Linked DNA regions of Homo sapiens: all the other regions are linked to region 1. Evidence: read pairs that join two places in POLR2A ChIA-PET (ENCODE). Cell type or tissue: Panc1. All regions are shown on one strand. Links, peaks and the distances in the headings refer to the core of each region. The heading gives the core; the rest is flanking DNA. Region 1 overlaps ABLIM1 (actin binding LIM protein 1). Region 2 has its middle 73 kb from the start of ABLIM1. Region 3 has its middle 51 kb from the start of ABLIM1.

The links. Peaks named below come from ENCODE experiments on the same cell type or tissue, not always from the same donor. Only the 100,000 strongest peaks of a DNase experiment are listed, where the experiment ranks them.
Region 2: POLR2A ChIA-PET joins it to region 1 with 13 read pairs; 3 of 35 experiments call an interaction of 5 or more read pairs at or near these places.
Region 3: POLR2A ChIA-PET joins it to region 1 with 10 read pairs; 4 of 35 experiments call an interaction of 5 or more read pairs at or near these places.

Annotation. Positions count from the first base shown.
Region 1 is chr10:114,601,870-114,608,449 of GRCh38, reverse strand. It overlaps ABLIM1 (actin binding LIM protein 1), which reads left to right. Exons shown (of 23, transcript NM_002313.7): 2 at 6,489-6,580. Among named protein-coding and RNA genes, the nearest start is that of ABLIM1, 53 kb to the left of the region's middle. In Panc1, for the core only: no CTCF peak of the experiment used is centred there; no DNase peak of the experiment used is centred there; H3K27ac peaks cover 4,067 bases.
Region 2 is chr10:114,728,035-114,734,614 of GRCh38, reverse strand. It overlaps a transcript of ABLIM1 not described here. Among named protein-coding and RNA genes, the nearest start is that of ABLIM1, 73 kb to the right of the region's middle. In Panc1, for the core only: a CTCF peak has its summit at 2,350; no DNase peak of the experiment used is centred there; H3K27ac peaks cover 4,632 bases.
Region 3 is chr10:114,706,163-114,712,742 of GRCh38, reverse strand. It overlaps a transcript of ABLIM1 not described here. Among named protein-coding and RNA genes, the nearest start is that of ABLIM1, 51 kb to the right of the region's middle. RefSeq lists an enhancer at 480-979. In Panc1, for the core only: no CTCF peak of the experiment used is centred there; DNase peaks (open chromatin) are centred at 2,696 and 3,512; H3K27ac peaks cover 5,000 bases.

The sequences.
Region 1 (6,580 bases), core at 936-5,935:
GATCCGCCCGCCTCGGCCTCCCAAAGTGCTGGGATTACAGGCATGAGCCACTGCCCCCGGCCATCTTATTTATTTATTTATTTTGGTGACAGACTTTTGTTCTTGTCTCCCAGGCTGGAGTGCAATGGTGCAATCGCGCCTCACTGCAACCTCCACCTCCTGGGTTCAAACAATTCTCCTGCCTCAGCCTGCCAAGTAGCTGGGACTACAGGCACATGCCACCATGCCCAGCTAATTTTTGTATTTTTAGTAGAGGTGGGTCTTACCATGTTGGCCAGGCTGGTCTTGAACTCCTGACCTCAAATGATCCACGCACCTTGGCCTCCCAGAATTCTGGGATTACAGGCATGAGCCAAGGTGCCCGGCCTATAAGCTTTATTTTCTTAAAACCATTTTAGGTGAATAAAAAAAATTGAGAAGATAATACAGGTATTTCCTGTATACTCAACACTTGGTTTCCCCTGTTAGTAACATTTTGCGTTGGTGTAACACACTTGTTATAATTACTGGACCGTATTGGCACACTGTTATGAACTAAAGTCCACACTATTCAGATTTCCGTAGTTTTTACCTAATGTTCTTTCTCTGTTCTGGGATCCCATCCAGGATCCCACATTACGTTTAGTCATCACATCTCCGTAGGCTCCTCTTGGCTGTGATCATTTCTCAGATGTTCTTTGTTTTTTATGATCTTTACAATTTTGAAGAGTACTTGTCAGGTGTTTTTGTTTTGTAGAATGTCCCTCCATTTGGGATTTTTCTCATGATTTCATAGGGATTATGGGTTTTGTTTTGTTTTGTTTTTGGAAGGAAGACCACAGAGGCAAAGTGCCCATTTTCATCACATCATATCAAAGGTACATTCTGTCAACGTGACTTATCACTGTTGATGTTTACCTTGCTCATGTGGCTGGGGCATTGTCTGTCAGATTTCTCTATTGTAAAGTTAGTCATTTTTTTCTTCCTATCCACATTGTGCTCTTTGGGAGGAGATCACTATGTACAGCCCATACTTAAGGAGTGGGGAGTTAGGCTGCACCTCCTTGGGTAGAATACGCTTTGCTGGTTGCATCTGGAGAAAAACGCCAGAGGCCGGGCGCGGTGGCTCACGCCTGTAATCCCAACACTTCGGGAGGCAGAGCCGGGTGGATCACGAGGTCAGGTGATGGAGACCATCCTGGCCAACATGGTGAAACCCCGTCTCCACTAAAATACAAAAATTAGCTGAGCGTGGTGGTGCACACCTGTAGTCCCAGCTACTTGGGAGGCTGAGGCAGAGGAATCTCTTGAACCCAGGAGGCAGAGATTGCAGTGAGCCAAGATCGCACCACTGCATTCCAGCCTGGTGACAGAGTGAAACTCAGTCTCGAAAAATAAAAAAGGGTGCAAGGGCGTAGGGAATTTTCAGTAATCTGAGAAAAAGGAGTTGAGGGCCTGGGCTGCTGGGGTGAGAAAAGGGATTGAGGCACAGGGGATGTGAAGGTGGACAAATTTGTTGGGAAATGAAGGAGAGGGCAGAATCAAGGTTCAAGCACTGGTAATTAGGGGATTATTCTGGTATAAAGAGGTCTGGATTAGAAGTCACTGCACTAGGTGACTGCCAACTCTTTATTTCTTGGCTGCGCCACCTTGGGTGAGTCACTTCATTCCTCTGAGCCTCAGTTTGTCTATTTCTAAGAAGGGGTTGACAGTACCTGCTCTTCCTACCTGAGAACTCCTGTGAGAGTGAAATGAGATAGAGAAGAGGAAAGGGCTTTGGAAGCCATCAAGCACCGTGTTGTTCCAAAGGCTTATGGGTTAGGGAGTGATGGTGCAGTGGGGAAGGAAGGGGGCTTGAGAGGGAGAATGTGTATGTTACCTGCAAGATACTGAGTATTTCAGATGACCCAGAGCAAGCTGTAACTAAGAGTACTCTGGGCTGGGTGCGGTGCCTTACGCCTGTAATCTCAGCACTTTGGGAGGCCACGGCGGGCGGATCACAAGGTCAAGAGATCAAGACCATCCTGGCCAACATGGGGAAACTCCATCTCTACTAAAAATACAAAAATTAGCTGGGCATGGAGGTGTGCGCCTATAGTCCCAGTCACTAGGGAGGCTGAGGCAGAAGAATTGCTTGAACCCAGGAGGCAGAGGTTGCAGTGAGCTGACATCGCACCACTGCACTCCAGCCTGGCGACAGAGCAAGACTCTGTCTCAAAAAATAAAAAATAAAATAAAAAATTGGACTCTGTCACAGGCTTGTGATATTTACCTGCTACTGCTAAGGAGATTTTTATTTCAAATACGCTTTCCCAGATGTTCTGTTTCTGGCAGTCTAGTTCCACAGTCTGTCCCCCAGAGAGAGGTAGCTTGGGCAAGATGAGGCTAGTTCTGGATTTGGAAAGAAGGACTCTGCTTAGCTTTGTGGACTTCCTCTTATGACCTGCCATGGCCTCTGCTTGACTGCACTGAAGATTACTGGGATTTCTTTAATGGTCTCCTTCCCCCAGTCTCATTGCCTGAGATCGTTAATAGACATTCCAAAAGTAACACATCAAAAATGGCATTTTTGCTTTCTGTCCTGCACTGGAGTTCAGAGACATGGCTGATCTGCTTTGCTTGACTCTGAAAGACAGTGTGAAACTCCTCAGTAAGCAATGCAATTGGCTGCTTTAGCTGAGTAGTGAGAATTCCTCTAAACTGGGTATTCTGCAGTGGAGGAATCCCGTTACCTTTTCAGGCAGGTAGACTCTTGGCTCTTTGTAGGTATTTCCTCATTGTTCAGAGAGTGTGCAGCCATGCTTTTGGTTTTTCATTGTACAATCCTTATTTAGGCAACAAAATTGATGAGCCATGGAAGGTTTGAACTGTGTCTGCTCAAGTTCCAGGGTAAATCATTGACTAGTCAGTACAGTGGAAAGTGCTGGGAGCCTGAGTGCTAAGTATGCCTCTGCCAGTAACTCCTGATGACTTTGGGCAAGGAATGTAAACTCTTTGCTCCTCAGTTTCCCTATCAGTAAAATAAGTAGGGACCGCTTGGGCCTTGAAAGATGGAACAGTCAAGTAAATTTTGCAGCACAACCAGTTGGCAGATAAGGGGAGTGCAGAATCAATGTCATGTCTGTATTGGAAATGACTCAGCATATTTCAAAATTGTAGCATCGAGTCAACAAACATACATGTGGTAACAACCAGACTGTCAAAGACAGTTATATAAAGTTAACCTCTTTATTCGTTTTGGAAAAGGAGAGATATTCCTTTCTTGACACTGACTTGAGTTGGGATGAAATAAGAACTGAATCTTCTGCTCTTTGGATGCTGCCCTTCTCTAGTAAGAACAGCCCATTTCTTTACAAATAGGTTGTTCTGAGATGCCTAGGCTGTTGTGTGAAGGAAAGGCAAGTAAACACAGTCTAGTCTGTGGGTGAAGGCAAAGCAAGTCATCTCTGGGCATGGGGGACTTTGTGGTGTAATGTATATTTCCAAAGGGAAACTTATGCAAAATGCAGATGCTGATCCCAGTTCTGAGCTTGGTAGCTGGTGCCAGCATTGGCAGTGGCTCCTTTGTTCGGACATAGAGAAAAGCCAAGAAGTGAAGTGATATTTTCCTTCCCTCATCATTACTCAGCATGACTGCCTTGCTTAGCAATAAGAAATTCAAGTGTCAAGAGAAACTGCAGTGCATTTTCTTATCCAAAAATGCATTCTCCTGTGTAGTCAAGAGATTCACTGTGTTCTCATATTGTTGCTGAAGAGGATGGTCTTTTGAATTACTTTTGAAATTCTAGCTCTTCTCCATAGCTGGCGTATTCATATTGTCTGAATTCTAAAGGGAAATAGCTCTTAAATTGGAGTATGCGTAAGAATCACTTGAGTAGTTTACTAAAAAGGTAGATGCCTGACTCCCACTCCTAGTCATTGGGGCTGAAGAACCTGCATTTTTAATACATGGTACAGAAGGTTCTGATATGGGGGATCCATAGAGTTGCCTTGAGTGTTACCACCTGGGTGCCATGCTCAGTTATCAAAAACCTTATTGCTACGTGTGTCCCCTTTACAAGCCAAGCCCTAGCTGCTGCTTTTAGAACGGCACTTGAACTTGCCATATAAATTAGAGGCATAATGATAATACTTATAAAAATAATTATTTTTGACTTACAACAATTTTCTGATTTATACAAACAGCATGGAAGGGGCATGAACTTAGCAGTCAGAAAGGCCTGGGCGTGGATCTTTCAGCTTCCTCTGCTTCTTGGGCAGGTTGTTCAGCTCTGCGGCTCTGTTTCCTTATCTGTCAACTGTCAAATGGGAACAGTATTACTCACTTCACTGAGAGAGAGGGGTGGTGAGGATAGAATAAAGTGGCTTATGTAAACACCCTGCACTATGTGTGGCATTTAGTAGATGCCAATAAATACCACTTGTCTTCTTTCTTATAAGAAGCAGGAATTAACTTAAAAAACACAAGGACTTAAGGCAGATATTTTTAAGGAAAACTTTTTTTTTTTTTTTTTTTTGAGACAAAGTCTCACTCTTGTCCCCCAGGCTGGAGTGCAATGGTGCGATCTCGGCTCACTGCAACCTCTGCCTCCTGGGTTCAAGCGATTCTCCTGCCTCAGCCCCCTGAGTAGCTGGGATTACAGGCACGTGCCACCACGCCAGGCTAATTTTGTATTTTTAGTAGAGACGGGGTTTCACCGTGTTGGCCAGGCTGGTCTCGAAGTCCTGACCTCAGGTGATCCGCCCACCTCGGCTTCCCAAAGTGCTGGGATTACAGGTGTGAGCCACCGTGCCAAGCCAAGGAAAACTTTTCTTCTTCTTTTTTTTTTTTTTAATGTGCAAGGGATAGGTTTTTTGGCCTTCATACACATCACTTTAAAAGTCAGTCATTGTTTACAGATCTTGAGAGCATGTCCCTCCTTAATTCCTTTAGATAATAACTGAGTTATGTTGTAAATACAGGTTTTCAAGAGAGATCCCAGGAGGTAGATAAGGAATTGCAGGTGAATTGCAACCTTGGTATCTTTGTGGCCATTCCCAGGGTCCCTTGCAGAGAACACAGATCAGGTGTTCAACCTGAAACTACACCTGCTCCTAGTCAGAATCTCACAAGAAGAACCTTGTTTCTCAGAAGTTAGCTAGTAATGGATTATTTGGACTATCTTGTTCAAACTCTTGCCAGGCAAAATGAGAACACTGCTGAGGTCTGAGAGAAACAGTGAACTATTATATTGTGGTATACAGCGAGCTCCTTGTTGTAAGGTGTTTTCTAAACTGAGTTTCAGCAATATCTGCCCACATCTACCCCCTGCTCAACCTGGTTTTACCTTTGGAGAGAAAATCATCTTTGTGTTGGTTGATTAATTTTAGGTTCAATGTTCTTGTCCCATATAATGCTCATGTCATTCCTTAAGGAGTATGTTTTTATATATCACCATGTTCCTCCTTCTGAGGCCCCACATCAAAAAAGGAATTTGGTAGCAAACACTGCCTATCTGCATTCTCTAGCTGGAGAAACTGCAAGTTAAATGAAGACTCTTGGTGAGCTCAAAGCCACAAGTGTCCCCTCACTGCCTTCTCTCTGGGCCTTTGTAAAGGGCAGGCTGAACATCCCAGTCCCAGGGCTGGGCAGTCACAATAACTTCTAGTCTCTGAAGGCCACACTCTGGAAACTAAGAGTATTCTTTTAGTATTCTCTTAGTATCCTTGTAAGCCCCATCATGTGATGTTAAGGTCTGAAAAGACCCTATAAATTCCCTGGGCCAATCCCCTTTGTTTTATGGGAAAGGAAACTGAGGTTCAGAGAGATCCATGTTGTTCCTAGTTTATTTTTAAAAATTTACTGCCTGCAGTGTGTGTATCAGACACTATGCACATAATGGGAGGCTCATCATAGGCCTGCAACAGGTTAGATGAGTTGCCATTTATGATCGGGAATGACCCTCTGGTAAAGCAGGCTAGAAACTGTTCAGCACTGCTAATTAATACGTAAAGAAACATTTACTGAGCACCTTTGCTACATGAACATTCTGCTATGTCCCAAGAAGCTGGGAAGGAGGGAGAAATACAACTGGTGAGACAAAAAGGATAAACTTTAAGAAATGGTCCCCATCTTCAAGGACCTACAGTCCACAGTGAACTCCTTCTGAAGGTGCCTTCTAAATCAATATAAAGGCATATTACAAGTCCACATAACAAAATATTGAACTAAGCAAGATTGTGTATTCAATAGTTCAATGAAGTCATCCTAGAGAAGTTTGGGAAGAAGGGAGAAGACAGCAGGCTCCATTGAGGAACACGCCTGGTGTTTTCCCCCCGGGACTGTCAAAGCCACAACTGTCTTATGGGTCTTTGTGTCTCTAGGATTATGACTTGGAGGGACTGCTCTGTTCACACTGTCGAATCAATCTCTGTGGCTCATTTGACACCAAAATTACAGAGATACCATGATGACCCCTTTTGCAGGAATGCTCTCTACTCACCTGGATCTTTTGTTGATTTTCTTTCAGTGGCCCACCCTCAGGACCCTCACCACCCATCAGAGAAGCCTGTCATTCACTGCCATAAATGTGGGGAGCCTTGCAAGGGTGAAGTGCTTCGG
Region 2 (6,580 bases), core at 538-5,537, 130 kb before region 1:
AAGGAGTTGAGCTGAGAAAATATTTGCAGATCATTGCAAAGGATTTGGAAAACAGAGGGTGAGGTGGGCCTTCCAGAGAAGGAGGATTGGGGGAACAAGGTGCGAGAGTTGCGGGGGTGTTGTGTTGAAGAATTGTCTGGGAGAAACTGAAGGAAACCAATTTGGCTAGAATGGAGACTTTGGGAGAGTGTCATTGGAGTAAGGTTGGAAACCTGGGTTAGGACCACATTATGGAGGGCACGAATGTGAGGTTATGGATTTAGCTGTGTAAACAGAAAGGCATTTTGAAGGTTTTGAGCAAGGGAGTGCCATCATCTAAGTGGTATTTTAGGGAGATTTGGTGGAGAACCAGTTATAGGGTGAATTAGATTAGGTGACAAGGAGCTGGGGCAGGGAACAAAGGCAGGAAGACCAGTTAGAGTTACTGAATCCAGCTATTAAAGTTGCAAGGTCATGGCCAAGCGTGATGGTTCATGCCTATAATCCCAGCACTTTGGGAGGCTGAGGTGGGCGGATCACCTGAGGTCAGAAGTTTGAGACCAGCCTGACCAACATGGCGAAACCCCATCTCTACTAAAAAACAAAAATCAGCCGGGCATGGTGGCACACGCCTGTAATCCTAGCTATTTGGCAGGCTGAGGCAGGAGAATTGCTTGAATCTGGGAGGCAGAGATTGCAGTGAGCCAAGATTGTGCCACTGTATTCTATCCAGCCTGGGTGACAGAGTGAGACTTCATCTCAAAAAATAATAATAATTAAAAAAAAATAAAGTTGCAAGGTTCTCAAATCTGGAGTTGTTGGTTAAAATATAAAAGAAGAATGAAATGCCAGAAACATTTTTATAGAACAAATCAGCAATGGAGGCGTATGTTTCTGATACAGGTGGTATCTGGCAGATGTACCTGGTCTGCGACTTATTGGGAGCAAACACATCCTTTATCTAATTATAAGAATACTGAATCTGGATGTTATTAATTGATTTCCCCAGGCACTACCTGTGTTCCTGGGTACTGAAGAAAATGGGGTGTGACATCTTGAAGGATTTATCTCAGTAGGGTCCAGTTCAGAACATAAATAAATAACTTTAGCTCAGCATGCTACAAGAAGGCTGACTTTTACATTGTTTAGCATGTCTGATTAAATTAATTTCAGAGACTAAACTTTAAATCTTCAAAGGGCATGTTTTTGCTCGGGGTACAGCATTACAGTAGCTGAATTACATATGCTCAAGCCCCATGAGCATTAGGTTATTTTGTTCTAAAGGGCAATTTTTTTGGTCCTACTTTGTATTGCATAAAAATTCAAAGGATTCAGAATAGTTGCTGTTTTCCCTGTGGTCTTTGATTAGGACTCTGTTCCCTCTGTTCTTCCACCCTGGACCTATCAATCACCTATCACCTACTAGTACCTGATTCACACTGTACCTGGCATCCCACCCAATCTTTCTAACTTACCAATGAGATTGTGTCACTTCCTTGCTGAAAACCCTTCTAAGCAGTTTTGCTTACAGAGCAAAGTCCAAATTCTGTAACTACACTCATGGCTCTCCACAACATAATTGAGCCACTTTTAGGATTCATAATATGGAATCAGTGATTCCAGCACATTCTTAATTATTATATTTACGCTAGATGGACATAATAATATAGATGAGAGAATCTGAACATTAAATGAGGTTTATATCACCTGAAGTTCAGTTGGAGCATGAGTCAATGCAAAAAATTCACTTCTACATTTTGAGTTTTATCTTCTTTAGTTTTGTGTTTAAGGATTATTTGTCATAGATATTTCCATGTATTAAAGTAATTTATATAGTTGGCCTTTTCAGTGACTATGGCTTCAAAATTAATTTATTAATCTTTTCCTTTTTTCTAGAAATAATTTAAGGCAGTTTATAATGATGTATAAAAGATACCATGGTAGCATAACTAAAAGTAAGTGAGATAGAAAAAAACATAGGTATAAATCTTTATGACTTTGGACTAGGCAACGATTTCTTAGCACAAGCAACCAAGGAAAAAATAAATGGAATAGATTTCATCAAAATCATAATCTTTTGTGCTTTAAATGACATTATTGAGAAAGCAAAATTGCAACCTACAGAATGGGAAAAAATATTTGCAAATCATATATCTGATAAGGGTCTATTTTTCAGAATATATAAAGAACTGTTATAACTCAACCAAAAAACCCACAGATAACCTAATTTTAAAATTTGCAAGGGACTTGAATAGACCTTTCTACAAAGAGACATAGAAATGACCAACTAGCACATGAAAAGATGTTCGACATCATTAGCCATTAGAAAAATGCAAATCGAGGAGAATCGCTTGAATCTGGGAGGTGGAGGTTGCAGTGAGCCGAGGTGGCGCCACTGCACTCTAGCCTGGGTGACTGAGCGAGACTCTGTCTCAAAAAAAAAAAAAAAAAAAAAGAAAAGAAAAGAAAAGAAAAATGCAAATCAAACCCAAAAGATATCACTTCACACTCAATAGGATGGTTGTAATAAAAAAAAGACAGAGAATACAAGTGTTGATGAGAATATAGAGAAATTGGAACACTAATACATTGCTGGTGAGAATGTAAAATAGTGTGCCACTTTAGAGAACAATTTGGCAGTTCCTCAAAAAGTTAAATATAGAGTTACTATGTGACCTAGCAATTCCACTCCAAGCTGTATAACCAAGAGGACTGAAAACATTATGCACTAGGCGTGGTGGCTCACGCCTGTAATCCCAGCACTTTGGGAGGCCGAGGCAGGTGGATCATTTGAGGCCAGGGGTTCAAGACCAGCCTGGCCAACATGGTGAAACCCTGTCTCTACTGAAAATACAAAAATTAGCTGGGTGTGGTGGCACCCGCCTGTAATCCTAGCTACTTGGGAGGCTGAGGCAGGAGAATCGCTTGAACCTAGGAGGTGGAGGTTGCAGTGAGCCAAGGTTTGAACCTAGGAGGTGGAGTTTGCAGTGAGCCAAGGTTTGAACCTAGGAGGTGGAGGTTGCAGTGAGCCAAGGTTTGAACCTAGGAGGTGGAGTTTGCAGTGAGCCAAGGTTTGAACCTAGGAGGTGGAGGTTGCAGTGAGCCAAGGTCATGCCACTGCACTCCAGTGTGGGCGACAGAGTGAGACTCCATCTCCAAAAAATGAACAAACAAACAAACAAACAAACAAACATGTCTAGGCATGGTGGCTCATGCCCATAGTCCTGGCACTTTGGGAGGCCGAGGCACGCAGATCACCTGAGGTCAGGAGTTCAAGACTAGCCTGGGCAACATGGTGAAACCCTGTTTCTACTAAAAATAAAAAAAATTATCTGGGTGTGGTGGCAGGCACCTGTAATCTCAGCTACTCGCAAGGCTGAGCCAGGAGAATTGCTTGAACCCGGGAGGCGGAGGTTGCAGTGAGCCAAGATCATGCCACTGCACTCCAGCCTGGGCGACAGAGTGAGACTCCAGCTCAAACAAACAAACAATCTATGCAAAAACTTGTACACAAATGTGTACAGCCCATTATTCATAATAGCCAAAATTGCAAACAACTCAAATATACATCAACTGGTGAATAGATAAACAAAATGTGGTGTATCCGTACAATGGTATATTATTCAACAGTGAAAAGGAATTAAGTAGAGCTCATGCATGCTATAATATGGATGGACCTTGAAAACACACTAAGTGAAAGAGACCAGCACCAAAGATCAGATATTGTGTGATTCTATTTACATGAAATATCCAGAATAGGTAAATGTCTAGGGACAAAAAGTAGACTAGTGGTTGCCATGGCCTGGAGGAGGGGGAATGAGGAGTGACTGCAAATGGACACAAGGTTTTATTTTGGTGTGATGAAATATTACAGAATTAGGTAGTAGTGATGGTTGCACAACTGCTTGAATATACCAAAAACCACTAAATTGTACACTTTAAAAGGGTGAGTTGATATGTACGTTGTATCTCAAAAACAAAGTCGATGAGAAAGTTGAAAAAATCATATAGATATTTAATTGATTTATGAATAAAACCAGTATTATTCTTTAAAGATCCATATACTTGCCATTGGTTGGCTATGAACTTAGCTCTAATTTGTGTAATTTAGGGATCAGTTACATAATCCATCAATAGTTTCATTAAGTCCAGTGGCTCCAGATTTCTCTTGGTGACTGATCATAGTGCTTACTCAGCCCTTCTCTACGTGGAATTCTTTTTTTTTTTTTTTTTTTTTTGAGATGGAGTTTCACACTGTTGACCAGACTGGAGTGCAGTGGCACGATCTCGGCTCACTGCAACCTCTGCTTCTTAGGTTCAAGCGATTCTTCTGCCTCAGCCTCCTGAGTAGCTGGGATTATAGGCGTGCATCGCCACACCTGGCTAATTTTTGTATTTTTAGTAGAGATGGGGTTTCACCATGTTTCCCAGGCTGGTCTGGAACTCCTGACCTCAAGGGATCCACCTGCTTTGGCCTCCCAAAGTGCAGGGATCACAGGCGTGAGCCACCACACCCAGCTCCTAAGTAGAATTCTGTACTTCATTATAGGAAACAGCATTCCAGCTACTTATATTCTACATTTTCCTTTTACGGAATAAATTCTTTGTGTTCACATTATTTCAGAAAAGAAATACAACCGTTTGTATGAAAAGTAAAGGAGTTTTTGGATGAAGAATAGAAAGCCACTGAATTAGGTTGACTTATTTGAATGAAATGAAAGTTAACTGACATAATAATGCCCCTGTTCTCAAAACGTTTGTATTCTAGTGAAGTGGCTTAAAGAGTGAGAAAACTGTTGTTTTTTCATTGGCTTATTTTTTACCCAGTAATTGTACTGGCCAAGCTGAATAACATGGCTTTTTATTAGCAGAGCAGTAGACCACAGGCAAAACCATTAGAAAGGAGTTTTGCCTAGCAAACTTCAGTACCATCAGAATATTGCCTTTTCCCTATTTCTCAAAATATGGTTGTATGGTCTCATTTTCTCAGTCGTGGGTTTCAGAAACACCTTGGATTTGTGTCCAGATTCCATTCCTTACCCAAGCCACACAGTTTCCTATGTCCTGTGTCCTTAGGGCAGTCATGGTCATTCACAATCAAAGAACTTAAACACTCATTCAGTAGCTTCTGTTTCAATTTGGGAATTGGACTGTGCAAATTACTTCCAGATTTGGCCCTTGGGGTATTTTTATACTAGAGATAATTAGCTCTGGTCATGAGAGACCAGAAGCCCTTAATCTTTTTAAAATAGAGTCCTCATTTCCCTGGAGCCTTAGAGTTTGATGGTGTGGTCAGCGTGAGAACAGGGTGGTGCTGCCAGGCTGAGTGGAAGGGCCAGCATGTTTTGGAGCTCAGGGTGTATCCATGCATTTAAGCCTCTGGATGTGGAGCGTCATGGTGGAGAACATTGGCTTTGGAGTCCTTCTGGGTCATATCTTAGTTCTGCTACTTGCTCACTGTGAGACCTTGGTCAAGTACTTTCCCTAGGCCTCACTTTCCTCATGAGAGCATGAGGATGAAATTAGGATTAAAAGAGCTAAAGCATGTAAGATGCTTAGCACAGGCCTGTAACTTGGCTACGCAGAGTAAATGTTACTGTTGCAGTACCTAGAAAGGTGCCTGCTTATGCTCAGTATATTTGAATGAATGAATGAATGCATGGATGGACTCCTTAACTGCATATTGGAAAACATTACTTCATGAGCACTTTAAAATAAAAAGTGTTTGGAACATACAGAAAAGAACAGAAAAAGCATGATATGCACCCTGCTATATAGAATGTTACAGTTTTGCCATACTTCAGATTGTTTTAAGAAATAAAATGTTACAAATACAGCTGAATTCTCCTACAGGCCCCTCCCAGATCACTTAAATCTCCTCTGCCCAGAGGTAATTGAATTTGGTGTTCTCACTATCATGCTTTTAGAGTATTCTCACATATATATGTAGACGAACAATACACATCACAGCTTTGCACATTTTTACCCTTAATATAAAAGCATCCACAGCTTGCTTTTTGTTTTTTCTATTTTTTTTTTTTTTGGCTCTCCATTTTGTCTTTCAGATTAATTCATGTTGGTACATGTTGCTATAGCTCACTCTTTTTTTTTTTTTTTTTACTGCCTTATCGTATTTTATGACTATGTCATTATTTACCCATTCTTAATGTTGATGGATATTTAGATACTCCCTCCCTTCAATGTCTTGCCATTACAATAATGATGCAATGAACATGCTTACATGTGTCTTCCTGATGCAGCGTGCATAAACAGAGAGGAACTATTGGGGTTTCGGATTTGTGCACCTTTGCTTTATTAGATATTAAAATTTTCCTCTTCAGAGTGCCTGTGTGGGTTTATATTACCAGCAGTATAAAAGCGTTCCCGTTTCTCCACAAATTTGTCAACACTTGCCATTGTCAAGTTTGAGTATGCAAAATCTTACTTTAGTTTTAATTTTCCTTTTCCTGATTACTAATGAGTCTGAATAACACATTTTCATATGATTACAGTCATTTGCTTTTCCTCAGTTGTGAACCGACTATTAGTATCTTTATCCATTTTCCAATAGATTACTCTGTCTTTTTAAAATTGACTTGTA
Region 3 (6,580 bases), core at 579-5,578, 100 kb before region 1:
CATAGATCATTTTGTACCAGAGTTGTTCTATATACCACTGAAAGTTTTCACTAGTAGCCTCAGACTGTCATCTAATTCTTCCATCCACTTAGCAGGCATGTCTCACAATATGGTGACAACGAAGAGGAAAACCAAACCAAGAAAGCCAGCATGGCTTCGGGGAGCTGGGTAAATAGGAGGTGACCTTGGATAAATACAGCTAATGTAACTGAGGGTAGCCCATAATAGGCTGTTGTCTTTTTTGTTCCTAAATTTCTTCTTATGCATTTATTATGTTGGCTTGAAAACCATCTTTTATCTCTATATTGTAATTTTCAGGTCTTATGAAGGAACTACTATGGCTTTTAATTATAGCATTCATGTACTTTTTTTTTTTTTTTTTTTTTTTTCGAGACGGAGTCTCGCTCTGTCACCCAGGCTGGAGTGCAGTGGCGTGATCTCGGCTCATTGCAGCCCCTGCCTCCCGGGTTCAAGTGATTCTCCTGCCTCAGCCTCACGAGTAGCTAGGATTACAGGTGCCCACCACCATGCCTGGCTAATTTTTGTATTTTCAGTAGAGATCAGGTTTCACCATGTTGGCCAGACTGGTCTTGAACTCCAGACCTCAAATGATCCAACCACCTTGGCCTCCCAACGTGCTGGGATTACAGGTGTGAGTCACCGAGCCCAGCCATTAATGTACTTTGTAATGAAAATCTTTTCCCTGTCACCCTGGAGACCCCCAGGCAGGATATGCTGAATATTTTCCACATGCTCCTCCGATTCCATTCTCCACCCTTTGCCCTGCTGTGCTCCTAGAGACTAACCCCGATGGCTACAGCAACGGCTCCCTTGACTTCTGCTTCAAGTTGGGCCCAGTTGGTGCGGGGGGCACTTAGCAGGATATCTGAGGGTGGGAGGAGAGTGTGGTTGGGGTATTTATTCCCTGGACTCCTTCTCTACCAGGTCACTGTTGGTTGTCTGTCTATGAAAGGCCACAGGTCCTGACAAGCCCCCCTCCCTCTCCACTCAGCTACTCACTTCAGGTTCTAGCATCGACTCCACCCCTTGCCTCTTTAGGCCTAGGGGTAAGCAACAGCTCCCCACTGTTGCTGGCTCAGGGTAGTGCATGCCCCTTGTGGGTTTACCTGAACCCTGACCACACCTTTGTAAATATCCCCTTTGTTAAACCTTTTTCAAGTTCTCCAGTTTGATTGTAACATCTGTCACCTGCCAAGACTCTGGCTGATATGCAGGTTTAGCGTGGGGGCTGGCACGCCTGGTGTTAGAGTGGTGTCTGTGACTGTGAGATTTGGGTCTATCATAAGCTTTACAGTTGGCTTCTCAATGGTCTTAACACTGTCACCATGGAAACTGAACATCAAAAGACAAGGGAAGGTTATGGATGAAGAGGCTCTGAGACATACCCAGTACCCTATAAAAGCCATTGTATAGCAACAGGAGGGCTCTTGGTAAGTTGAAGTGGGATGACTGCAGACAAATGGCAAAAGAAAATGATGCAAACCCCTAGTGAAACACAATTTCTAATGGGAGCCTGGAAAGCAGAAGCCATTCCGTTCCTTACGTGTAACAACCAGAAATAAGATGACTTTTGCTACTTTTGTTCTTGTGATTGATAGGGGAAAACATAGATCTTCAGACAGAAACAGAAGACATACAGGGACAACAGATTCTTCAAAAGAGTAGGAATATCCTGAACATTGTCCTAGTCATGGAGTGGCCTTCTTAGGCCCACATATAAACCGGCATGAGCTTATAGGTCATCTTTGAGTGGAACCCATCAGATGTCTTTGGGATTTTGGAATGCGTGAGGGATAAGCAAATGCTCCAAAGCCTTGCCTTTTCTACTGATCGAATGGAACACAAATACTTAGTGTGCAAATATGGTCCCTTGTGTTTCTTTCTGGAAAGCCAAAATATGTGTTCTGTGAAGATTGCTTTATTTTATTTTTATTTATTTTTTGAGACACAGTGGGCTCTGTCGCCCAGGCTGGAGTGCAGTGGCACCATCATGGCTCATTGCAGCCTTGACCTCCTGTGCTCAAGCAATCCTCCCACCCCAGCTCCCAAGTAGCTGGGACTACAAGTGCAAGCCACTAAGCCTGTTTAATTTTTATGTTTTTAGTAGAGATGGGTGATATGGTTTGGCTGCGTTCCCACCCAAATCTCATCTTGAATTGTAGCTCCCATAATTTGCACATGTTGTGGGAGGAACCTGGTGGGAGATAATTTAATATGGGGATGGTTTCTCCCATACTGTTCTCGTGGTAGTGAATAAGTCTCATGAGATCTGATGGTTTTATAAGGGGTTTCCCCTTTTGCTTGTCTCTCATTCTGTCTTGCCTGCCACCATGTAAGATATCCCTTGCTTTTCTGCCATGATTGTGAGGCTTCCCTAGCCCTATCGAACTGTGAGTCAATTAAACCTCTTTCCTTTAAAATTACCCAATTTTGGGTATGTCTTTATTAGCAGTGTGAGAACAGATTAATACAATGGGATTTCACCATGTTGCCGAGGCTGGTAAAGATTGCACTGTAATACAATTCTGATAGTTGCCAAAGCCCTACTGAGTCACTCTAACTCTGGATCTGTTGGGCAGTTGAGCTGTAAAAGAAGTGGATAGCAAGTCCAGTGGAAATCTTGGACCTGAGTAACCATTTACTTCAAAGAATAGGAGATTTTAGTTGCATGACAACTCTTGCCCAAGTAAATATGTGTGTGTACACATGTGTGCACATGGTGGGAGTGGTGGTATATGTAGTTATTATCACAGATTAGGGGAAAGTCAAGGTTTTATGGACCCTGAGGCTTATGTAAGTTTGAGAACCCTGTTTAGAAAAAGCATAAAAAATTATGAACACAAAGTTAAACATCAAAGTGAATATTTAGGAAGGGAAAAAAGTCACAACAAATGACAACATTTCAAAAGTGGTAATTCCTAAATATCATAAAATACAGAAAACTAACAAGCAGCTGATTAATAAACATGTTCTGACGTACCTGTATAATATTTTCCCTGCTACATTTTTGACAGCATATTCCTTGATTGCCTTTTCATATGACAATAACTTTGTAGTTTTTTCTATGTAGAGAAAAGAACCTTTCGCCTTTCCTCTAGCGTAGTTTATTGAAATTTATCTTTTATTTTTGGTAGCTGGTTTACATAAAACAATCTCATACACAAATGTACTCACTGCTACAGTTTTAGATCAATAAATATAGGAATTTTGATCATCTCCATTTCACATAGTGGCCATTAAAAATGTATATGGTGCATTTATAATTATAACTGTTTTAAGCATATTTATGACAGGAGAGAACTTCTGTTTTGACTCTATGTTGATGAAAACAAGATTCTCTGCTCCTAATATTACAGGTCTGATGGCTGGAAGATTTTTCTATAAACCAGCTTTCTGCTTTATACGATTCAAACCTTGTTTCTCTTCCACTACGTAACAAACTCCAGTGTTGGGTGCTAAGGAACGCATTCCCATCTAACTCCAGTGTTGGGTGCTAAGGAACACATTCCTATCACGGCATGGCTTCTGGTCTTGCATTTCCATATCATGACTCTAGATGAGTCACCATAGTAAACAGTAAAAGTTTCTAGAAATCATTTCCACAATTTGCAGTAATAGCTAGCAGTAACTTAACTATGCAGGGAAGTGACCATACAGCCATACATGTGGTCCATGAAACCTAAAACTAAATATAGCCCTAATCAACTTCCCCTTAGCCAAGTTCTTAAAAAATGCTTCTCGAAAAGTACCAATACCAGTGCCATTCCAATGCTGACCTGGAAGAGGGGAGGTCAAAATGGAAAGACATGGTAATCTTAAAAGATGGTGATTAAAATATCACTTTTTGGTACAGATTTTACAAACCTGTGGCCATGTGGATAAAGATGAGGACTTTGAAGGTGGTCCCTGAACATTAAGTATGATCAGCTTGGTGCAAAGTTTATCAAGCATTAAAAAACTGACCCCAGATTTTATCACCTAGAATTGACTTTTAGGATATGTAGATTTTATTAGTCAGTTGGTTATTTTCTCTGCTCTTCTTTCCTCTTTCTTAACTTTGCTTTTATCCCCCAAATATAGATGGAGAATAGCAGCTCCTTTAAAAAGTACTCAGTTCATTTGCTTTCCTTTTGTTGTCTTCTTATTCTCCCCATGTTTTCCCCTGTACCCCCTCTTGCTCCTTTCTTTTGCCAGAAATACACAACTTACTTTAATGGGTGTCATGTCTACCTCCAGTTACCATCCCCATGTAGTTTTGGGGTCCCAGGGAAGGAGGGTCCCTGTCCCTTCCTCCATGCTCCTTGCCAAGCAGGGAGGAGGGAACTGGGACACTCCTTTTTCTGTGGCAGAAGGAGCCTGGAGAGGACTGGAGGAAGCTCTTTCAGGGAAACAGCGGCTGTTTTTCTTAGACCAAGAGATTCATAATGGCCTTCAGAGGGTGTAGCTATGTTGCCATCATAATTACAGCCTTGGAATGGTGCCTGTTGAGGTCGTTTTGTTTCAGAATGTACCAGAAGCTGGATCACTTTGTCTGGAGGTAGCTCGGCATGCATTTCACGCTTGCCATCATTCTCATGGGGGCTCCTTTTTTAAACGCTCTTCTCCTTAGTGACTAAGGTTGGTTTTAACAAGGTTTTCCATCATCAAGACCGTTGAGTTGCACCTGTTTTGTCTGCAGCACCACATGTAAACAAATAAAAGACCTGCCACCAGGACAGGCTTTGAAAAACAGCGGTTAGCATAAAGGCTTAGTACAAAATTGAAAACTGTTGGTAATTAGGTTTTTTGTTGTTGTTGTTGTTTGTTTGTTTGTTTGTTTTGAGACGGAGTTTTGCTCTTGTCGCCCAGGCTAGAGTGCAATGGTGCAATCTCCGCTCACTGCAACCTCTGTCTCCCATGTTCAAGTGATTCTCCTGCCTCAGCCTGCCGAGTAGCTGGGATGACAGGCACCCGCCACCACGCCTGGCTAATTTTTGTATTTTTAGTAGAGACCGTGTTTTCACCATGTTGTCCAGGTTGGTCTCGAACTCCTGGCCTTAAGTGATCCGCCCACCACGGCCTCCCAAAGTGTTGGGATTATAAGTGTGAGCCACCGTGCCCGGCCGGTAATTAGTTTTTTATGACTAGTACTCAGGAAGCCAGGGGCAGCAGGATTGATGGTTTAGCAAATTTGTCATTAAAACAAAACTGGGCCAGGTGTGGTGGCTTACGCCTGTAATCCCAGCACTTTGGGAGGCCAAGGCAGGCATATCACTTGAGGTCAGGAATTCAAGACCAGCCTGGCCAACATGGTGAACTTCGTCTCTACTAAAAATTTTAAAATTAGCTGAGTGTGGTGGTGTGCGCCTGTAGTTCCAGCTACTCGGAAGGCTGAGGCTGGAGAATCGCTTGAACCTGGGAGGCAGAGATTGCAGTGAGCTGAGACTGCACCACTGCACTCCATCTTGGGTGACAGTGCGAGACTCCATCAACAGCAACAACAGCAAAAAACTGAACCCTTACTGGAGAACTTTGGGATATGATGGTCTCTAATTGCACTGTATGTATGGTAGTCACTCATCACATGTGGTCATTGACCACGTTTGAAATGACAGTATTTTTGATATATTAGGTTAAATAAAAATCTTAAAAATCTTAAAATTAATTTTACCTGTTTCTTTTTACCTTTCTAATGTAGTTACTAGACAAATTTAAATTACATTATTTGTATATCACATTCTATTTCCATTGACAGTGCTGGTCTACAATACACCATTCTGTATGCCTGAAAGTGTATTAATGATGCCTTCCAGGCTCCCTGTAAGTTTCGGGAGAGGTTGTTTTCATGTTCTTTAGGACTGGGCAGGGCTGAATTTTTTTTTTTTTAAAGTAGAAGAAAACTGAAACATAATGAATCACAGTAGCAGGCCGTTCTCATTATAAGAAATGAGTATTAGGATTATGAAACCCCTTGGGGGATGTAACAAAAACAACAAAACAAGTTCTCAGCTTTTAGGAAAATATTGCCCTGAAAGGTTATCTCTTGTAACCCTGCTTCCACAGATTATAATTCAGCAGTTGCTGTGGACGTCTTTAGCCTCAGGCTTCATTACATTGGTGTGGAGAGAGAGAAATATGTGGTTCTCTCTCCTCCTTCAGACTCTTAAATCATACCTGGCATCCGCCTCCAGGGAAAAATTTGGTGCTGGGATTTATAGTTGTTTATTGTTTGTGCTTCCAGCATGTGGACTGTGCATTAATTTGTTTCTCAGGGTCAATTTTGGTATCATCATTGCCAGCAGACATTTGTGAGAATAACTCATAGTTTAGGATTTATTTATTGATAAGCGTATTCCACAAAACTTTGACAATCAGCTGATGATGAGCTGGTACTACTCCTGTTAATTCAATATCGTTTATATAACTTGGGTGATAAAATGAACGTCGTGAAACAATGCTACAAAGTCTGTCCTAGGAAGAGGACTTGTGCCTAAATCAGTTGAACTCCCAAAGTTTTCCCAACACTTGGCCTTTGCTATACTGATTTGTATGTAGTTTTCCCTTCTCCTTCTCTAATTAT